Regions from separate parts of the Homo sapiens genome. Here region 2 is linked to region 1. Evidence: read pairs that join two places in POLR2A ChIA-PET (ENCODE). Cell type or tissue: PC-9. All regions are shown on one strand. Links, peaks and the distances in the headings refer to the core of each region. The heading gives the core; the rest is flanking DNA.

Region 1 (9,770 bases), core at 859-8,858:
TTCCGTTTGTGGCGAACCCTCCTTGCTATGCGACCCTCCTCCACTGTCACCCTCTCGCCTGTCATTTTCTCATTATCGTCACCACCCCAGCCCCAAAGTTGTCCTCCACTTTCCTGTTTTTCAATTAAACCTTGTCCTATCAGGAATCCTCAGCCACCTTGTTCTGTGGTTACCAGAGAGGAAAATGACAGCATACAGGGGGAAATTCCCACTGATCGGCCTCAAGGACTTGGCCAGAGATATCCCGGGAGGAGTGAGAAGCTGCAGAGACCCCAGGGCAGATGAAGTGGGCGAGCGAGGTTTGTGGCGGGTGTGGGATGGGGTGTATTTTCTTTCCTCGCCTTGTACTTTCTTTTCACAGCTGCTGCTCCTTGAAGACCCCGACATTCCAGTTCCCAGAGCTAATTTTAACTTCTTGGGACTGGCTTGTTCTGAGTGACCCTCACCACTGCCTCTCTGGCCCTCTGGTGCACACAGTCCACACTCACACACTCTCTCGCTCTCAAACCAGGGAAAAATAGTTGTCATCCAGGCCAGCAAACGGCGAGGTCTCAAAGACCCTCAGGAAGCCGGAAACTGGACAGTGGGGTGGGGTGGGGGCGCAGGATGGGGCCCTGGAAGGACAAGAGGGTGGGGGTGGGGAACAACTTCCTGCCTCCCAAATAAGGAGATGATGTCAATCGGCTCAGTCATGATTTCACAACCTACTTAAGAGCTTTGAGGAGAGAGACTATGAGGGAGGAAGAATGTCCATGAATCAGAATGAGGACAGATGGCAGAGGCTTGCCATTGCTCCCCACCACTGCAATGTTCACACATGTGAACTTCAACCTGCTGAAGGGGCTGAGTTCAGATTCACGCCTTGGGGTCTCCAGTCAGGAGATAGAATTTGCAGTAAGTTTTAAATGCCCCTAATTCCATAGTGGGGAGGCACCAAGAGTCAGAGACATCACGTGACTTCCCCCAGTTTGGGATATTAGCGGGAGATTATGTAAATCCACAGCCAGAGCCAACACTGGAACCCCAGCCAAGACCAGAACCTGCCTTCCAGCCCAGTGTTCTTCCAGGCCACGAGGCTGCCTTCTGCTGCGTTTCTGATCCATTTCTCGTGATCCGAAAGCAGCCCACTGGTTCCTCCAGCACCCGCAGCAGTGAGGCTGTTGGGTCATTCTCTTCCAAACTTGCTTTCTCAACGCAGTCTTTGCCGGCTTCTCTACAAAGGGTGAAGTTGGGGGTTGGGGGTGACATCCATGGGGAAATGAGTGGGCCCCAGCCTGGGAGTGGTGAGCAGTTACAGAAAACGGGGACATTTTGTTTCTGTGCTTGATCCTCTGTCTGCCAGTTCCTTAAGAAAGCTGATTAAAAATGGGGTCTTCGCCAGGCACAGTGGCTCACACCTGTAATCTCAGCACTTTGGGAGGCCGAGGCGGGTGGATCACCTGAGGTCTGGAGTTCGAGACCAGCCTGGCCAACCTGGAGAAACCCCGTCTCTACTAAAAAGTATATACAAAAATTAGCTGGGTGTGGTGGTGGATGCCTGTAATCCCAGCTAGTCGGGAGGCTGAGGCAGGAGAATCACTTGAATCCGGGAGGCAGAGGTTGCAGTGAGCCGAGATTGCGCCATTGCACTCCAGCCTGAGCGACAGAGTGAGACTCAGTCTCAAAAAAAAAAAGGGGGGGGGGGCTTCTACACCAAATTTTGGAGGCATCAGTCATCAGCAGCAATTGTCCGCTTCCCTCAAATCCTCCCCCTACTATCTCAGCCTGCTTTTCCATACCCTGATCTCCTTCCCCTTTCCTTTCAGCTTCATCTACTTTCTTCCCTGAGCTTGGGATCCTGGCCTTTCCTCACCTGGGGAAGTGAAAAAACAAAACAAAAACAAACAGAAAAAAAGTTTCCTACTAAGGCAGAATCCTCCATTGGCTTCACCTGTCAGACTCCCAGTCACTCCAGACACTCTCCATCTCGATATACTGGATTGCCCGGGCAGTACTGCATGGCTACCAGCATGCAGACTGTCTGGATTTGAGTCCTGGCTCTGCCTCGGTTTTCACATCTGTAAAATGGAAATAAACAGTGTAGGGTTGCCTTGAAGACTAAATGAGCTCATATGATATGTACCAATGTAAAACTTCATCAAGAAGTACTCTTAAGATTAGAGCACTTGGCCAGGCGTGGTGGCTCACGCCTGTAATCCCAGCACTTTGGGAGGCCAAGGCAGGCGGATCATGAGGTCAGGAGATCAAGACCATCCTGGCTAACATGGTAAAACCCCATCTCTACTAAATAATGCAAAAAAAAAATTAGCCAGGCGTGGTGGCAGGCGCTTGTAATCCCAGCTACTCGAGAAGCTGAGGCAGGAGAATGGCGTGAACCCGGGAGGCGGAGCTTGCAGTGAGCTGAGATAGTGCCACTGCACTCCAGCCTGGGCGACAGAGTGAGACTCCATCTCAAAAAAAAAACAACAACAACAAAAAATAGATCACTTTACTAATTTACTGTGTATATGTTATGTTACACTTTAAAAAAAAGATGAAATGAGTTCATACATTCAAAGCATTCAAAACAGTGTCTGGCACATAGTAAGCACTCAATAAGATACTAATTGTTGTTATTGTAGCTATTGTTATTTAGCCTTGGTCCCCTTGAGGACTATGTGATTAATATTCCTTGCTCCTAAGTGTCTAGAGTAATGAAAGTATCTCCTATTTGACTCATGCTTTCTGGCTTACCAAGCTCTTCCCTGTGCATTCTCTCAACAGCCCTTTGAGATGATTACTATTTTCCTTACCTTACAAATGGGGAAGCTGAGGCTCAGAAAGAAGGAGTTGACTTGCCCCAGATCATCCTATCAATAAGTGGGAACCAGGGCGTGCCCCCAAGTCCATGTGACTTTCATGCAAGGGCGCCCGCCCCACCTCGCTCTGTCCATCAGCAGACCTGTTCTTCTATATCACCTGACTTCCTGGTTGCAGACACTGGGTTTCGCGACCCTGGCCATCTTTATGCCCTTTAGGAAGTGACCTCCCCAAGGTCTCATGGCTTAATACACCAAAGCTGAAATAGATCCCAGGTATCCTGAATTAATTTCTAATCTGGCACCATTTCCACCACAACCTTTTATCTTGTTGGTCCTTTTCCAATTCAGATGTGTTATAACAAAGAGAAAGACATTTTCTGTTTGTTTGTTGTTCCCACTGAGTTAAAGAAACTAAAGCCATTGCATTAGGAATTAGGGGAAAGACGTATGGACAGGGAGCAAGAGGGTGCCAGTCCCAGCCCACCGCTATAACCCTGAGGAAGGATGTATGGACGGGGAGAAGAGGGTGCCAGTCCCAGCCCACTGCTATAACCCTGGGGAAGGACGCATGGACAGGAGCAAGAGGATGCCAGTCCCAGCCCACTGCTTTAACCCTGAGGAAGGATGTATGGACAGGGAGCAAGATGGCGCTAAAATCCTACCCCACTGCTATAAACGTGCTGCCTTGAGTCCCTTCTCTTGCACTTAGGGTTCAAACTACTGGCTCGTTCTGTCTTCAGGAAGATGGCACCCTCTGGAGTCTGTGAAATGAGAAAACCGATGCCATCACCCACCCAAGCCCTCGCTAAGGACAGGTGGCACTCAGGGCAGACTCCTGAGACTCCTCACTCCAGCATCTGAGTCATTCACAAGCCCCGCAGGACCCCGTTTTCAGGTCTTCCCCTTCCCCATCCCGTATCCGACAATCTCCGGGTGCAGTTATTTTAAGGAAAATTCCACCAGGCAAAACCTCACAGAGACACTAATGTTTGAGGGTTTGGTTCTTCCTGCCTCCCATTGGAGACTGGTTTTGAGGTTGTTTCGCTGAATCACTGGGTGAAAAGTAAATAAATAAATGGAGGAAGGAAATCTTGCTTTAAAAGGAATTTTGTGGCCTCCCCGCAAAACAAAGCAGCTGTTATCACCAAAGAAATCTGCAGGACCTGACCTCTCTGGGACTATACTGCATTCTGGGGTTTCAGAGGCACCCCCACCAGAAGCACCTGCCCCACTGCCTTCAAGAGGTGCTCAAAACTGGGCTGCCAGCCCTCAGGAGCAAGCTGGCTAAATCCCATGGCCTCTGGGAAGCCTGACCTTGCTGTTGTCCCCCCACTCCCTTCCAGGGTCAGTGAAGGGCTAGGAGTGACCTGCCCTGGGGTGTTGACATTCTGCAAATTTGCTCAGCTTCCTTTTGGGATCTCACACCCCTTCTCGTGACTCACGCGCATGGCTTCTATCGGCCACCCCTTGCCTCTCTCTCATGTCCCATTTCTTCCCTGGGCTCCTGCTCCTCATAAAAACCAAAGGAAAGAGAGCTTTTGGTAATCAACTAGTCCAATCCCCTCAACTTGGCAATATGGAAACTGAGGCCAGGAAAGCAACAGTAACCGGCACTGGGTCACACAGCACCTTTGCAGCAAGGTTAACACTAGAACTGAAGATGCATTGCCCCCTGCAGCATTTGACCAGCAGATGACCCAGTGGGCTTCAACTCTCCACCTCCCAGCCCTCAGAGGCTGGCAGCAGCTGCTGTCCTCTAGATTGAAGAGCTGGCTGGGACACCGTGTACCCCGGGAGCTCCCCCTGCTAGAGGGAACAGACTGGAAATGGGAGGTTGAGAGGAACATTGTAAGACAGGAACCCCTTACAATATCTATGACGCCAGTGTTTCCTTGACCCTGGACCAGCTGCCTGGGCAGTGTGAAGTGTCCTGGCCCATCATAGTCTTCTAAAGCATCTCACTCTCAAATATACTCAAAGTTTCTCTTTGGTCCTGCTAAAAATCTATCCATTGCTCTGGTTCCAACTCACTCCCAGTACCCCTGGCATTTGAGGCCTGCTGACATTTTCCTCATCTTCTCTCCCTGTCTGTCTTTACACCGCCCCTCTGAACCAGTGGGGAAGGACAGAGGAGCCCCACCCTCAGAGCCTGGTGAATTTCAGAAGCCTGGGCACTGTGGGTGTGGGCTAGGGTAGACGGTGGGAGGCTGGTGTGATGTGAGCTCTGCCCACGGGGGGCCCTGCATGTGCCTTCTGTCAACCTCCCCTGACTGTGGTGGAAGGGAAGACCACTCCAAAAGGAATGTCCACCTCATGCCCACTCTGAGACCCTGGGCACATGACATTACTTACCATCTCTGAGCCCCGTTTCCTCATGTGTGGGATGTCACTCCCCTTCATCCCACTTCGAGAACGAGATTTAGCAGCATAACTTGGGGAAGAATAAAGCTCCAAGCATGCAGGAGGTGCTCAGTAATTGTTTGCTTCTCCTCTCCTTCAACCGAAGGGCAGGGCAGGAGCAGAATGGAGGGAGACCTTCCTTTAGACTCAATCAAGGAAGGGCCGCAGGCCTGCATGGGTGCTGGCTGTTGGTGCGTGGCTGTTGGCTGGGGGCGGGTGGGTGCTGGCTGGGGGGTACGTGGGTGCTGGCTGGGGGGTGAGTGGGTGCTGGCTGCGGATGCATGGGTGCTGGCTGCTGGTGGGTGGGCGCTGGCTGGGGGCACGTGGGTGCTGGCTGGTGGTGGGTGGGTACTGGCTGCTGGTGGGTGGGTGCTGGCTGGGGGTGGGTGGGTACTGGCTGCTGGTGGGTGGGTGCTGGCTGGGGGTGGGTGGGTACTGGCTGGGGGTGGGTGGGTGCTGGCTGCTGGTGGGTGGGTGCTGGCTGCGGGTGCGTGGGTACTGGCTGCTGGTGGGTGGGTACTGGCTGCTGGTTGGTGGGTGCTGGCTGGGGGTGGGTGGGTACTGGCTGGTGGTGGGTGGGTGCTGGCTGATGGTGGGTGGGTGCTGGCTGGTGGTGCGTGGGTGCTGGCTGGGGGTGCCGTGGGTGCTGACTGGGGCTGGGTGGGTGCTGGCTGGGGGTGGGTGGGTGCTGGCTGATGGTGGGTGGGTGCTGGCTGGTGGTGCGTGGGTGCTGGCTGGGGGTGCCGTGGGTGCTGGCTGGGGGTGGGTGAGTGCTGGGGGTGGTAGGAATGTAGGAATCAGGCAGGTCGAGGGTGGATGGGGACATTTCTCCTCACCACCAGCTCTGTCAAGACAAGGGTCTCAGAACTGCCAGATCTCAAGGTTGGAAGAAATTACATTCCAAAATGTCAAGTAGTCTAGTCACAGGCTGATTTGAAAACACTCTTCTGTTAGCTGTGCCATGATTGAGAATTTCATCCCAGCCTGATGGTAGCAGGACCACGATTTTCATGGTCAACTAATAGTCGTTGAGCCCCTTGTACATATCCTGGGCTTTCTCATATTTGGTCCTTTCAAGAGCCCCATGGTGTGACCATCCATTTACCAAGAGGGAATTGACAGTTCCGGAAGATTAAATAATTTCCCCAAGCCTACACGGCTAATAATTTCATGTCATGAATATTTGTTGAACACCTCATGTGTGCTGGCTAGGCCTGGGAATGCAGCAGTGGAAAGGCAAGCTGGATTCCCTGTCTAATTCTGGGGCTCCTTCCACCTCCTCTTGCTTCTGTCTCTTCCATCTGGCGACCACAACTGAATACAGGGCTTAAAGAACTTAGAGAGATATTGAGAGGTTGGGATATAATCTTATGAGTAAATCTTAATGATGTGGTTAATGGTCCTCCATGGGGACAGGACCCTCCCTTGAAATGCAGTTTGGAAACTTGTGGGAAGACTTTTGGTTATCATCACAAGCAATGGGCACTATGGGCAGATAGTCAGGGGGACTGGGAATGCATACAGGATACTCTGCACAGCCAACAGCTGTCCTGCTACCCACAGGACTGTTGGATTTGGTCCTACCAGACACCATATAGGTGAAAAGTCATTTATAATTATCTGAGCCTAGAACCTAATTCCATATTAAATTCAAACACAAAGTATTTAGGCAGTGTGTTAGTCAGGGTTCCCAAGAGGGACAGAACTAATAAGACATATATATATATATATATATGAGTTTAGTAAGTATTAACTTACACAATCACAAGGTCCCACAATAGGGGCTGTCTGCAAGCTTGAGGAGCAAGGAGAGCCAGTCTGAGGCTCAAAACTGAAGAACTTAGAGTCCGACGTTTGAGGGCAGGAAGCATCCAGCACGGGAGAAAGATGTAGGCTGGGAGGCTAGGCCAGTCTTGTCTTTTCACATTTTTCTGCCTGCTTTATATTCACTGGCAGATGATTAGATTGTGCCCACCAGATTAAGGGTGGGTCTGTCTTCCCCAGCCCAGTGACTCAAATGTTAATCTCCTTTGGCAACACCCTCACAGACACACGCAGGATCAATATTTTGCATCCTTCAATCAAGTTGACACTTAGTATTAACCATCACAAGTCCACCCCTTGTTAACTTGAACCCATACACATCTCCTCAGATCATACATAATCTTCAAATAAAGACAATAATAAGGTCATAATTATGCCTAACATAATACAACTATCCTTGGTACAACCGGAAACAAACCAATCCCCAACCTAAATACTATTACATAAAGTTAACAATATTTAAATGCTGATATGAAGTCAATAAATCTTATGTGGCATGATAAAGGAAAAGGAAATAAAATGAAAATATTTTCTTAGTACAAGTGTATAAATGCACAAACATGTTTTTTAACCAAAGAAGGAGGAAATACTCATGACAGTTACAGTCCTCGTTTCTGCAGCTGGTCACATGGTCATAGCTGGTATTGATATTGCCTTCTTTTACTACGCATTTTGTATTCCCTTTGCCTTCAGCAAGCATCTCAGCAGGTCGTGGTTTTTTTCCTGGTGGAGTGACCCAAACCTTCATTCCTGAGGGGGTCTGGGTCACTTGTAGTCCTGCCTGGATTGGGCTGTTGTAGTTTCCCATTGACCTTAATCACAGGGCATGGTAATACTAAGAGATGTCCTAATGGATCTCCTGTATTCCACACATACTCTTCCTTGCCTCCTTTATGGAGTAGTAGACTGATTTCATCTTGATAGTCGGGGTCGATCAACCCAGCCACCACTGTAACTCCCTTCTTAGCTTGTGGACTTAAAGGTAGGAGGAGCCCAGGCCGGGCACGGTGGTTCACGCCTGTAATCCCAGCACTTTGGGAGGCCAAGGCTGGCGGATCACCTGAGGTCAGGAGTTAGAGACCAGCCTGACCAACATGGAAAAACCCCGTCTCTGCTAAAAATACAAAATTAGCTGGGCGTGGTGGCGCACCGCTGTAATCCCAGCCACTCAGGATGCTGAGGCAGGAGAATCGCTTGAACCCAGGAGGCGGAAATTGTGGTGAGCCGAGATTGCGCCATTGCACTCCAGCCTGGGCAAGAAGAGCAAAACTCCACCTCAAAAAAAAAAAAAAAAAAAAGGTAGGAGGAGCCCAAAGTGTCCAGATGGCAATCTTAACTCCAGTTTAATAGAATCATTGTTGTGTCTCCTGGTGGCAGTGTTCCTCCCTCTGGAACTAAGACCTATATGCCAGCAGAATGTAATGGTGTGAGAACAGGAAGCAAAAGCAAAAATCATGCTAGTGGATCACTAGGGGTGATGATGAGTGGCAGGAAGCACTTTCAATATTTGCTTTTCCTCCAAACCACCCCCCCTCAAAAAAAAGTGCAACCACTGTGTCAATTAAGGGACAATTATACTTTGCTTTATTTGAAACATTTCCGACAGTTGTTAATCATTTCAAAAAATCAAGTCACTGATGACAATGGCAATCCTACTTCTGGCATTTGAGTTGTTAATGAAACATTTCAGTTGGTGTGTTAGGCTTTTCTTTCATTGCTATAAAGAAATACCCAAAACTGGATAATTTACCAAGAAAAGAGATTGACTGGCTCATGGTTCTGCAGGTTGTACAGGACTGGCCCCGACACCTGCTCAGTTTCTGGTGAGGGCTTCAGGGAGCTTCTACTCATGGTGGAAGGCAAAGTCACATGGTGAGAGAGGTGGCTAGGAGTCAGGGGAGGTGCCACACACTTTTGAACAACCAGATCTCACGAGAGAGAATTCACTTACTATACTGAGGACAGCACCAAACCATGAGGGATCCACTCCCATGACCCAAACCCCTTCAACCAGGCCTCACCTCTAACACTGGGATTACATCTCAACGTGAGATTTGGAGGGGACATCCAAACTATATCAGTCGGCATGTATAGTTGTAAAATGCATGGCAATTCTATGCATAGGTGCAAGCATCAGACTGTCCATTTTCATTATAAATTATTATTTTTTATTATACTTTAAGTTTTAGAGTACATGTGCACAACGTGCAGGTTTGTTACATGTGTATACATGTGCCATGTTGGTGTGCTGCACCCATTAACTCGTCATTTAACATTAGGTATATCTCCTAATGCTATGCCTCTATAAATTATTTCTGTTTGATTTTTGCTTTATGTTACAGTTAGGGGACTCCAGTTAACTTTTTTTTTTTAATTGAACTTTAAGTTCTGGGATACATGTGCAGAATGTGCAGGTTTGTTACACAGGTATACACGTGCCATGGTGGTTTGCTGCACCCATCAACCTGTCATCTACATTAGGTATTTCTCCTAATGCTATCCCTCCCCAAGCCCCCCAACCCCCACAGGCCCCGGTGTGTGATGTTCCTCTCCCTGTGTCCATGCATTCTCATTGTTCAACTCCCACTTACGAGTAAAAACATGCGGCGTTTGTTTTTCTGTTCCTGTGTTAGTTTGCTGAGAATGATGGTTTCCAGCTTCATCCATGTCCCTGTAAAGGACGTGGACTCATTCTTTTTTATGGCTGTATAGTATTCCATGGTGCATATGGGCCACGTTTTAACT
Region 2 (9,770 bases), core at 767-8,766, 160 kb after region 1:
ACCTATAACATGTATTTTACATGAAAACTCAAATCTTCACAACAACGTCGATTTTGGGTGTGCTTATTCCCATTTATAGGTAAAGCAGCTGAGACTGGAAAGGCTAAGAAACTTGCCAAGGATATCCCCATAGGAACTGATGCTAATGATATTTAAACGCAAGTCTGCCTGGCTTCAAAGCCTATCTTCTCTCTTCCAGCTAATTTCATGGCACTGCACAAATAGTTTCTCTGAACCAGATGAAATGCCTTTGCCTACAGCCCCAAGCAAACAGTATTTCTTCTATGCAATACCAAGACAACAGTACTTTTAAACAAAAGTTTACATTTATCTTTAATCTTAAGACATTAAATGTGTGAACATCAACTGAAGCAAAGAAATGTGGACACTGAAGTAATTGTTATTCAACTATTTTCTGAAGTAACTAAGAAGAACAGTAATTCCCATATTAAGGATCATCTGACATGGGCTGGGCATGGTGGCTCACACCTGTAATCCCAACACTTTGGGAAGCCGAAGCGGGCGGATCATTTGACGTCAGGAGTTCGAGACCACTCTGGCCAACATGGCAAAACCCCACCTCTACTAAAAATACAAAAAAATTAGCTGGGCGTGGTGGCACGTGCCTGTAATCCCAGCTACTCAGGAGGCTGAGGTGGGGGAATCGCTTGAACCCAGGAGGCGGAGGTTGCAGTGAGCCGAGATCACACCACTGCACTCCAGCCTGGGTGACAGACAGAGCGAGACTCCATCTCAAGAATAAATACTTTTTTTAAAAGGGTCATCTGACTTGGAAAGGGGTGCTTTTCCCCATCTACAGATGCAGCTGGAACAAGACTGTCAAAAAAAGTAAATTATAGCACAAGCCCAGAGGGTCTGTGATCCCGCAGCTGCGTGTATCCATGTGGCTCAGGGTGGTCTTCGCTTCCCCGTCATTTAGGATCATTCAGACCCTCCCCAGAGCCACAGTTTGCTGGAGATGTTGTCTGCATGGTGAGTGTCACCCAGGAGGATCCTCATGGGAGACTGAACCTGTTCTATGCTATAAACATCACACAGGCAAGAACAAGAAAAGCAGACAAATATTGCCATCCTATCAGTTTGTTTATTTTTGACTATTCCGTTTCTCAGGGAAACAGGAAATGTAAGATAATGGAATATTTGTTTTTTGGTAGGGCAGATTTCGTTTCATTTTTCTGAATATGCTACCGGTATTTTCCCAAGACAGACTTAAGGTGGAAGGAGGTGATGCAGGGAGTTCAGAGGTGGGATTAGAAGGCCAGAGAGCTCGAGGCTGGGCAGGGAGACCACAGACCTCACTCTGCAAACATCTCCTGGGCCCTCCTGTGTGCCTGACCAGGGTCAGGACAGGTATAAGGATGAAGAAGGCAGGCAGGATCTCTATCTTGGGCACCTGGGCGGGTGGTGGCAGCGTTGACTGAGGTTGGGGTACAAGAAGAGAAGAGAACATTTTTGATGGGAATTCATGCAGTTGTTTGGAAATGTTGAGTTGCAGGTTCTGCAGCAGCACCTGGCGGCCGGGATCAGGAGGCAGGTCTGTCATTCAGGAGAGGCCTGAGGGTTCAATGTTGAGCAGCCACAGACACTGCCCCACCGCTTCTCTTGGAGTCAGACATTCCTCAACAATCACACAGATCCATTTGAAATGGCTAAGAAGGAAGAACAGATGAGCAGACTGTGACATAGGCAGGGAGATGCAAGCCAGCTGCTTGGGGAGGTGATGTTGGAGCTGACTTCTGAAGCATGCAGACATGGACACAGGAAGGGGAACATCACACATAGGGGCCTGTTGTGGGGTGGGGGGAGGCGGGGAGGGACAGCATTAGGAGATATACCTAATGTTAAATGACGAGTTAATGGGTGCAGCACACCAACATGGCACATGTATACATATGTAACAAACCTGCACGTTGTGCACATGTACCCTAAAACTTAAAGTATAATAAAAATAAATAAATAAATAATTATTTTTTAAATAAATACTTATTTAAAAATTAAAAAAATAAAAAATAAAAAATAAAGAGTTGGCTGAATGAAGAGGAGCAGAGAGGGACTTCGCTGCAGGCAATAAAAACAGCATATGCAAAGCCCCTGTGGCCAGAGGGGACAGCACTAGTATACTAGTATCCAGGCTGGGGAGAAAGCCACTGAGCCTGGGCCAGAGAGGCTGATGGGGGAGTGTGGGTAAGATGGGTTTGGAGCAGAAGGCAGGGGTCAGACCACACAGAGCCCCGTAAGCCGTGAAGTTTTGTCTTAACATATTTGCGTTTCCACATTTCACTCCTCTAAATGGCATTTGGTAGATTTGTCACAACATGGCAGAATTACAGAAGAGTTGCAAAGGTCATCTTGTCTGTGCTCCTCCTCCTGACAGGAGTGTCTCTATGTGCCGTGCTTAAAATTCCAAGGAGAGTCTGTCAGATGCTACACAGCAAGGTTAAGCTTTATGAAGCAGCCGTGGGAGTGCTCCTGTGCTTTCTGTTGAATGAGTCTGTTTTAAATGTCTACCACAAACCCCATTTCCGGGCTGCCCCATTTCTGTCAAAGGCTTCGTAACGCGCTCCCTGCTCACAACCTGGGCCTCAGGCTTCCTTCCCCTTCCCTTCCCTTCCTGCTTCCAAGGAATAACAGATCAGCCTTTGACATCCCATGGCCCCCACTTGCTGCCGTGCCCCTGAGATCATAGATGTGGAGGAGATGAGAGCAAGGGCAGACTGCCGTCCTACTCCAGGCCAGCCAGGCCCTGGGCATCCTCTAAGTTCATTTGTGCCTCTCCACTAGCAACAACCATCCAGTGACCAACTCCTCAGTGACCAAAATCTATTATAATGTCCATTCCTCCCATCAATCTGGTGGGATTCAAGTGATCTTCCTATTTGGGGCATGAGGAAACTGAGTCACAGAGTGGTCGGTGACTTACCCAAGGGCTCACAACTGTAAATGTGGGAGCCAGAAGTGAACTGGCATCCTTCTACCCATGTCCATGCTGCTGCCACCTTGCCCTGCCCTGCCCAGTGATGACTGCAGCCAGTCTTGTCCTAACAGGTCTGCTGGCCTCCACCCACGTGCTCCAGTTCTGGGTGCAGGGGAAGCACTGGATGATCATAGTTGTCCAGAGGCGGCACCATGCAGGAGGGAGCAGGGGCGGGTGGCTCTGGCTGAATCCTAGCTCTTCCACTTTCTTGCTGAGTGATCTTAGGCCAAAAACTTCACCTCTCTTTGCCTTTATTTCCATGTATGTAAAATGGAATAAAGATAGGAGCTACCTCACAGAAGAAGTATCAAGAGGCTTACGTGGGGCGATATATGTAAAGTGCTTAGCCCCATGCCTGGTACACACTAAGGGCTCAAGAGATATGAGCTGTTGTTTCCACAGCCTCCAGAGAACTCTTCCTAAAGCCTGCTCTACAGGTGTCTACCCCACTGCATCCAAACCCTCGACGGCTGCCTGGTAGCCATGAAACACAGTTCAAACTCCTACCTCTGGTGCCAGGCCCTTCCCAAGCTTGCCATTCCTGATCTGTCCGCCCTAATTCTGGCTGCATCCCCAACAAACCTTCCACTCGAATCACCACATTCCTCCTGACTCTGCCTGTTCGCATATGACTTCTCCCGCTTGTTGTGGGAGACTTCGTCTAATACGCATTCAACAAACGCGCTTACTGTCTGCCGGGCCTTGTGGAGAGTCTAGAGACGCAGTGGTAAACAAAACAAGCAAAGTTCCTGTCCTCAGACCACCTATGGGGAGTGGAGAAACAGACAGTTAAAAAAAAGATGAATGTATAATTCTTTTTTTTTTTTTTTTTTTCTGAGATGGAGTCTCGCTCTATCGCCCAGGCTGGTGTGCAGTGGCGCCATCTCGGCTCACTGCAAGCTCCACCTCCCGGGTTCACACCATTCTCCCGCCTCAGCCTCCCGAGTAGCTGGGACTACAGGCACCCGCCACCACGCCCGGCTAATTTTTTTGCATTTTTAGTAGAGAGTGGGTTTCACCGTGTTAGCCAGGATGGTCTCGATCTCCTGACCTCGTCATCTGCCCGCCTCAGCCTCCCAAAGTGCTGGGATTACAGGCGTGAGCCACCGCGCCCAGTCATGAATGTATAATTCTAAATGGTGTCTAGAGCTAGGAAAAGAGAACTCTCAGAGTGAGATAGAGAAGATAACAGGAAGTGCCTACGGGAGACCAGTGGCCCGGGAGGGCTTTTCAGGGACAGAATTTCAGCGGAGACATGAGTATGAGACGGGACTGGCCTAGAAAAGAGTGTGAGGGAGGGTATCTCAGCGGAGACATGAGTATGAGACGGGATTGGCCTAGAAAAGAGTGTGAGGGAGGGTATCTCAGGGAAACAGGGAACAGCTTACGCAAAGACCGTGGCTGGAGGGAGTGCGGCACATTCAGTAAAGAACTGAAAGGTCAGTAGGCTGTAACTGGGAGTTAGGGGTTGGGCTGAGGAGGAGGAGGGAGACACATGAGATGAAACAGAAGACATGGGGGAGAGCTGGATCAGGCAGAGCCTTGGAGGCAGGAAATGGAGGCCAGCTCCTCCTGGAAGTCTTCCCAGACTTCAGTCCTTGATTTCTTCCTCCAGATTCTTCTCGATCTTGATTTTCCCATCGCTTACGTAGGACCAGACTCTGACTATTTAAATCTTCAGAGTCAAGAACATAGGAGGAGTTGCCTCCTTTGGTGGGAGGCTGTCCGGGCCACTCTAAAGTCCTGTTTCTCTGACTCTGTGGATTGAGGATGCGGCTGTGACTAGGCTGACCTGGGCTTCCACTCCCATCTCTAATCCTCCCAAGGGAACACCCAGCATAGGCACTGGGCTACCCCGAGTATTTTGGTTTCTTTGGGTTCTTTTGAATAAAGCCCTTATCTGGGTGGGGATCTCTGTTTTCCAAAATCGGTCTGCCCCTTCTGACAGGATGTCAGGCCTCTTACGCCACTGGGCAGTGCTGCACTCTGGAGTGCCCAGGGCATGTGAGCGGGACAGGGAGCCTGTGAGAGGCTGATGCAGACCTCGGCATCCCCAGGGGAACTAAATAAAGCTATTGTTGGGAAGGGAAGAGAGAAAATAGCCGGCAAGATGTTTTTTGTCCTCTGTGACCTGTCTGTGTTTGGGGAGGGGCTGGCATGTTGCAAAGGGGTAGAAGTGGGAATGGCCTTCGACACCCATTTGAACAGCTTGGGAAGTGGGGTGGCCACAGGGCAGCAGCACCGTCTTCACTGTCTGGCTTCGGGCAAAGGGCTGTGTTTTCTTTCTTTCTTTTTTTTTTTTTTCTTTTTTTTTGAGACGGAGTCTCGGAGTCTCGCTCTGTCGCCCAGGCTGGAGTGCAGTGGCACGATCTCGGCTCACTGAAAGCTCCACCTCCTGGATTGACGCCATTCCCCTGCCTCAGCCTCCCTAGTAGCTGGGACTACAGGTGCCCGCCACCATACCTGGCTATTTTTTTTTTTTTTTGTATTTTTAGTAGAGATGGGATTTCACCATGTTAGCCAGGATGGTCTCCATCTCCTGACCTTGTGATCCGCCCGCCTTGGCCTGCCAAAGTGCTGGGATTACAGGCATGAGCCACCGCGCCCGGCCAGCGCTGTGTTTTGTTATCTATAACATGGGGGAGGGAAAGGATGCTACCATCCATAAAGTGCCTGGTCCCGTTCCTGGCCCTTCTTACATGACAATAAATACAGTCACTTTTAGCCTGGAGGTAATATGGTGGCTGATTCACCCCGTATGCAATGCCATGGCATCCGGTTTCATTTCTTGAGCTCTAACAACTGACTTTAGAAATAGAAGCCTGGGCGACAGAGCGAGACTCCATCTCAAAAAAAAAAAAAAGAATGTCTCCAAATTCTGCTGGTTCTCCCTTTGAAAATCTCCTGGACTGGCCTGGAGGAATTAAAACACTAGCTCATAAGGACATGTGTACAAAGATGTTTAATGAAGTCTCGTTTATAGTAGCAGAGAGAGAATGAATAACACAAATGTCTATTAATAGGAAACCAGTGCACGTGTACATGTGTAGACGGTGCAGCTATTATTAAAACTATCAGGATTGGCTGGGCGCGGTAGCTGACGCCTGTAATCTCAGCACTTTGGGAGGCCGAGGCAAGCGGATCACAAGGTCAGGAGATGAAGACCATCCTGGCCAACATGGTGAAACCCCGTCTCTACTAAAAATACAAAAATTAGCTGGGCATGGTGGCTCGTGCCTGTAATCCCAGCTACTCAGGAGGCTGAGGCAGGAGAATCGCTTGAACCAGGGAGTTGGAGGTTGCAGTGAGCTGAGATCGTGTCACTACACTCCAGCCTGGCAACAGAGCAAGACTCTGTCTCCAAAAACAAACAAACAAACAAACAAAACAAAACAAAACAAAAAACTATCGGGATAGAACTATCTTTATTGACATGGGAGGAGGGGTGTATACAGTGTGACGTTAAGAGATAAGAGCTATTTTCAAAAATACAAACATCAGCCTCAGCCATATCCGTGCATACGTGTTTGCAAAGATTGCACGTGGTGAGGGATGGGCAGGAATACACCCCAGACACACTGGGGAGGTGAGATTAGTTACCTGGTCTGGAGAAGGGGAGTGGGGAAAGATAGAAGAAAATAAAAACATCTGTAGCAAAAATAAGAAAACACTTATGGTATAATATTAAGTGAGAAGATAGATGCAAAATTCTACCTCTAATATTGTTGTAAAGTATCCTGGGGGTTTTATTGGACATATAAAAATTATAAGGTAATGTGGACCAATGCAAACACTGATTTGGTTAGACAATGAGATTGTAGACAATTTTTGTCTTGAATTTCTCTGGTCATTTTAATACTATTATTTCAATAAAGAAGTGTCACAAAAAAAAAAAAAGAAAAGAAAAGAAAAGCTCTGGGAGTGCTCCCACTCCCTCTACCATTTCTTCCCAGTCCAGGCCCAACCAGTGGCATTTACTGTCTTTAGAATGAATTCCAAACTGGCCCCTGGCCCTTCAGTCACCACTAGCACAAATCCATCCTGCCCACAGCTGGCAGGTCGCTCCCCGGTTCCAGAACTATCCTGCTTCCCCACTGTCCATCCAAGCAACCTGAACTCCCCTCTTTGGTTTCAAAGGCCCCCAATAATCTGGCCCCAAATTACCTCTTCTGTGTCCCCAGCACTAGCCCGGAGTCTTGCCAGCCCATACGTGGTTCTAAAAAGATTGCTGTTTCCCACAAGTCAAAGTAAAAAATGGCAAAGGAGGCTGGGCGCAGTGGCTCACGCCTGTAATCCCAGCACTTTGGGAGGCCAAGGCGGGTGGATCACGAGGTCAGGAGATCCAGACCATTCTGGCTAACACGGTGAAACCCCGTCTCTACTAAAAATACAAAATATTAGCCGGGCGTGGTGGCGGGCGCCTGTAGTCCCAGCTACTCCGGAGGCTGAGGCAGGAGAATGGCGTGAACCCAGGAGGCAGAGCTTGCAGTGAGCTGAGATCGCACCACTGCACTCCAGCCTGGGCGACAGAGCAAGACTCCATCTCAGAAAAAAAAAAAGAAAGAAAAAAAAAGGCAAAGGAAAATTTCCCCTAGTATCAGGAAAATCCATTGCTTTGGATGAATTCTGAAATGTTTTCTGTGAAATATCTTACTTAAACATTCTCAGATTTTGCTAGATTGACTTTCTGTGTTCTCTAAATACAGATACAGCACCTACTCCACAATTTCTAGCAATGAACACATTCCTCCAATTTCATTTAAGAACCCTGGAGAAGGACATGCCGTTCAAATATACAATTCTGTTCAGCAATCACCTGCAAAATAGATTTATTGCAGATCAAATCATATTAAGTGGCCGGGAGGGGTGGCTCACGCCTGTTATCCCAGAACTTTGGCAGGCCGAGGTGGGTGGATTACCTGAGGTCAGGAGTTCGGGACCAGCCTGGCCAACATAGTGAAACCCGGTCTCTACTGAAAATACAAAAATTAGCCAGGCATGGTGGCACAGCCTGTAATACCAGCTACTCGGAAGTCTGAGGCAGGAGAATTGCTTGAGCCCAGGAGACAGAGGTTGCAGTGAGCCGAGATTGTGCCACTGCACTCCAGCCTGGCAGACAGAGCAAGACTCTGTCTCAAAAAAAAAAAATCATATTAAGTTGCATAAAATAAATCCTTCCTTCCTATGGGTCTTTGTTTATTAGAGCTCATGAAGAATCTAAACATGCCCCACGGGAAGACCGTGGTGGTCTGCACCATTCACCCTTGGGGGAACTCTGTGCCTTCTATCCATCCACCCACAACCTACTCATCCTTCAGAACCCTGGTCAGAGCCTCATTTCCTCTGGAGCAGGGGTCCCCCACCTCTGGGCCACAGACCAGTACAGGTCCATGGCCTGTTAGAAACAGAGCTGCACAGCAGAAGGTGAGCCGTGGGTAAGTGAGTGAGGCTTCATCTGTATTTACAGCCACTCTGCATCACTCGCACGACCGCCTGAGCCCCATCTCCTGTCAGATCAGAGGCAGCATTAGATTCTCATAGGAGTACTAACCCTGTCGTGAATTGCGCATTCGAGGAATGTAGGTTGCCCTCTCGTTATGTAAATCTAATGCCTGATGATCTGTCACTGTCTCCCATCACCCCCAGATGGGACTGTCTAGTTGCAAGAAAACAAGCTCAGGGCTCCCACTAATCCTACATTATGGTGAGTTGTGTAATTATTTCATCATGTATTACAAGGTAATAATAATAGAAATAAAATGCACAATAAATGCAATGCTCTGGAATCATCCTAAAACCATCCCCTCATCCCCCTCTAGTTCGTGTAAAAATTCTCTTCCACAAAACTGGTCCCTGGTGCCAAAAATGTTGGGCTCTGCTCTGGAGACTTGCACATGACCGCGACGTACCCCACAGCTTCCTGCCATGCTGCCTCACTCTGCTCTTTCATTGTACAGCCCATGGGTCCAAGCAGATAATAAATCCTCTGAGGGCAGAAATCTTGTCTCAACCTTTGGTGTGCCCCAACCAGCACAAGACACATAACTAGCCACATAGTTCTCATTCAGTCGTGCCCACGCAATTGATTTGATATTATTTTATTGATCACTATCATGGGGGGTGGGGAGCATTTATTACACCCCAGATATGCATATGATTCCCAGAAAAGTGTGCCTTGATGGAGAGAGTGCTTGATGGAGAGTCAAGACACATAAACTTGACTTCCGGCGCAGTGGCTCACACCTGTAATCCCAGCACTTTGGGAGGCTGAGGCGGGCGGATCACGAGGTCAGGAGATCGAGACCATCCTGGCTAACACAGTGAAACCCCATCTGTACTAAAAATACAAAAAATTAGCCGGGCATGGTGGCGGGCACCTGTAGTCCCAGCTACTCGGGAGGCTGAGGCAGGAGAATGGTGTGAACCCGGGAGGCGGAGCTTGCACTGAGCCGAGATCGCACCACTGCACTCCAGCCTGAGCGACAAAGCGAGACTCTGCCTCAAAAAAAAAAAAAAAGTACATCAGGGGCTTCAGCTGTCTAAGCAGTGTTTTATTTCTTAAGCAAGCTGATGTCTGTAATATTGCTCTTTAAGGCTTTTTCCATATGTGAAATATTTCATAATTATTATTAAGTTAACAAGTAATAACCACCAGGAGTATTCTCATTACATAATATTAAGTGGAAAGAGCAAGAACCAAGACTGGATATCCACTATACTCCCAATTTTGTAAAAACAGAACAAATCAAGGGAAAACCTCAATACAGATTTTTTT

The links. ChIA-PET counts read pairs that join two places held together with the same protein. Peaks named below come from ENCODE experiments on the same cell type or tissue, not always from the same donor. Only the 100,000 strongest peaks of a DNase experiment are listed, where the experiment ranks them.
Region 2: POLR2A ChIA-PET joins it to region 1 with 12 read pairs; 3 of 35 experiments call an interaction of 5 or more read pairs at or near these places.

Annotation. Positions count from the first base shown.
Region 1 is chr22:32,755,848-32,765,617 of GRCh38, reverse strand. The region is part of intron 6 of SYN3 (synapsin III); the gene reads left to right. Among named protein-coding and RNA genes, the nearest start is that of TIMP3, 41 kb to the left of the region's middle. RefSeq lists an enhancer at 1,210-1,720 and a silencer at 7,860-8,041. In PC-9, for the core only: CTCF peaks have their summits at 3,248 and 3,453; DNase peaks (open chromatin) are centred at 4,087 and 8,387; H3K4me3 peaks cover 902 bases; H3K27ac peaks cover 5,138 bases.
Region 2 is chr22:32,599,067-32,608,836 of GRCh38, reverse strand. The region is part of intron 6 of SYN3 (synapsin III); the gene reads left to right. Among named protein-coding and RNA genes, the nearest start is that of SYN3-AS1, 29 kb to the right of the region's middle. In PC-9, for the core only: no CTCF peak of the experiment used is centred there; a DNase peak (open chromatin) is centred at 5,726; H3K27ac peaks cover 908 bases.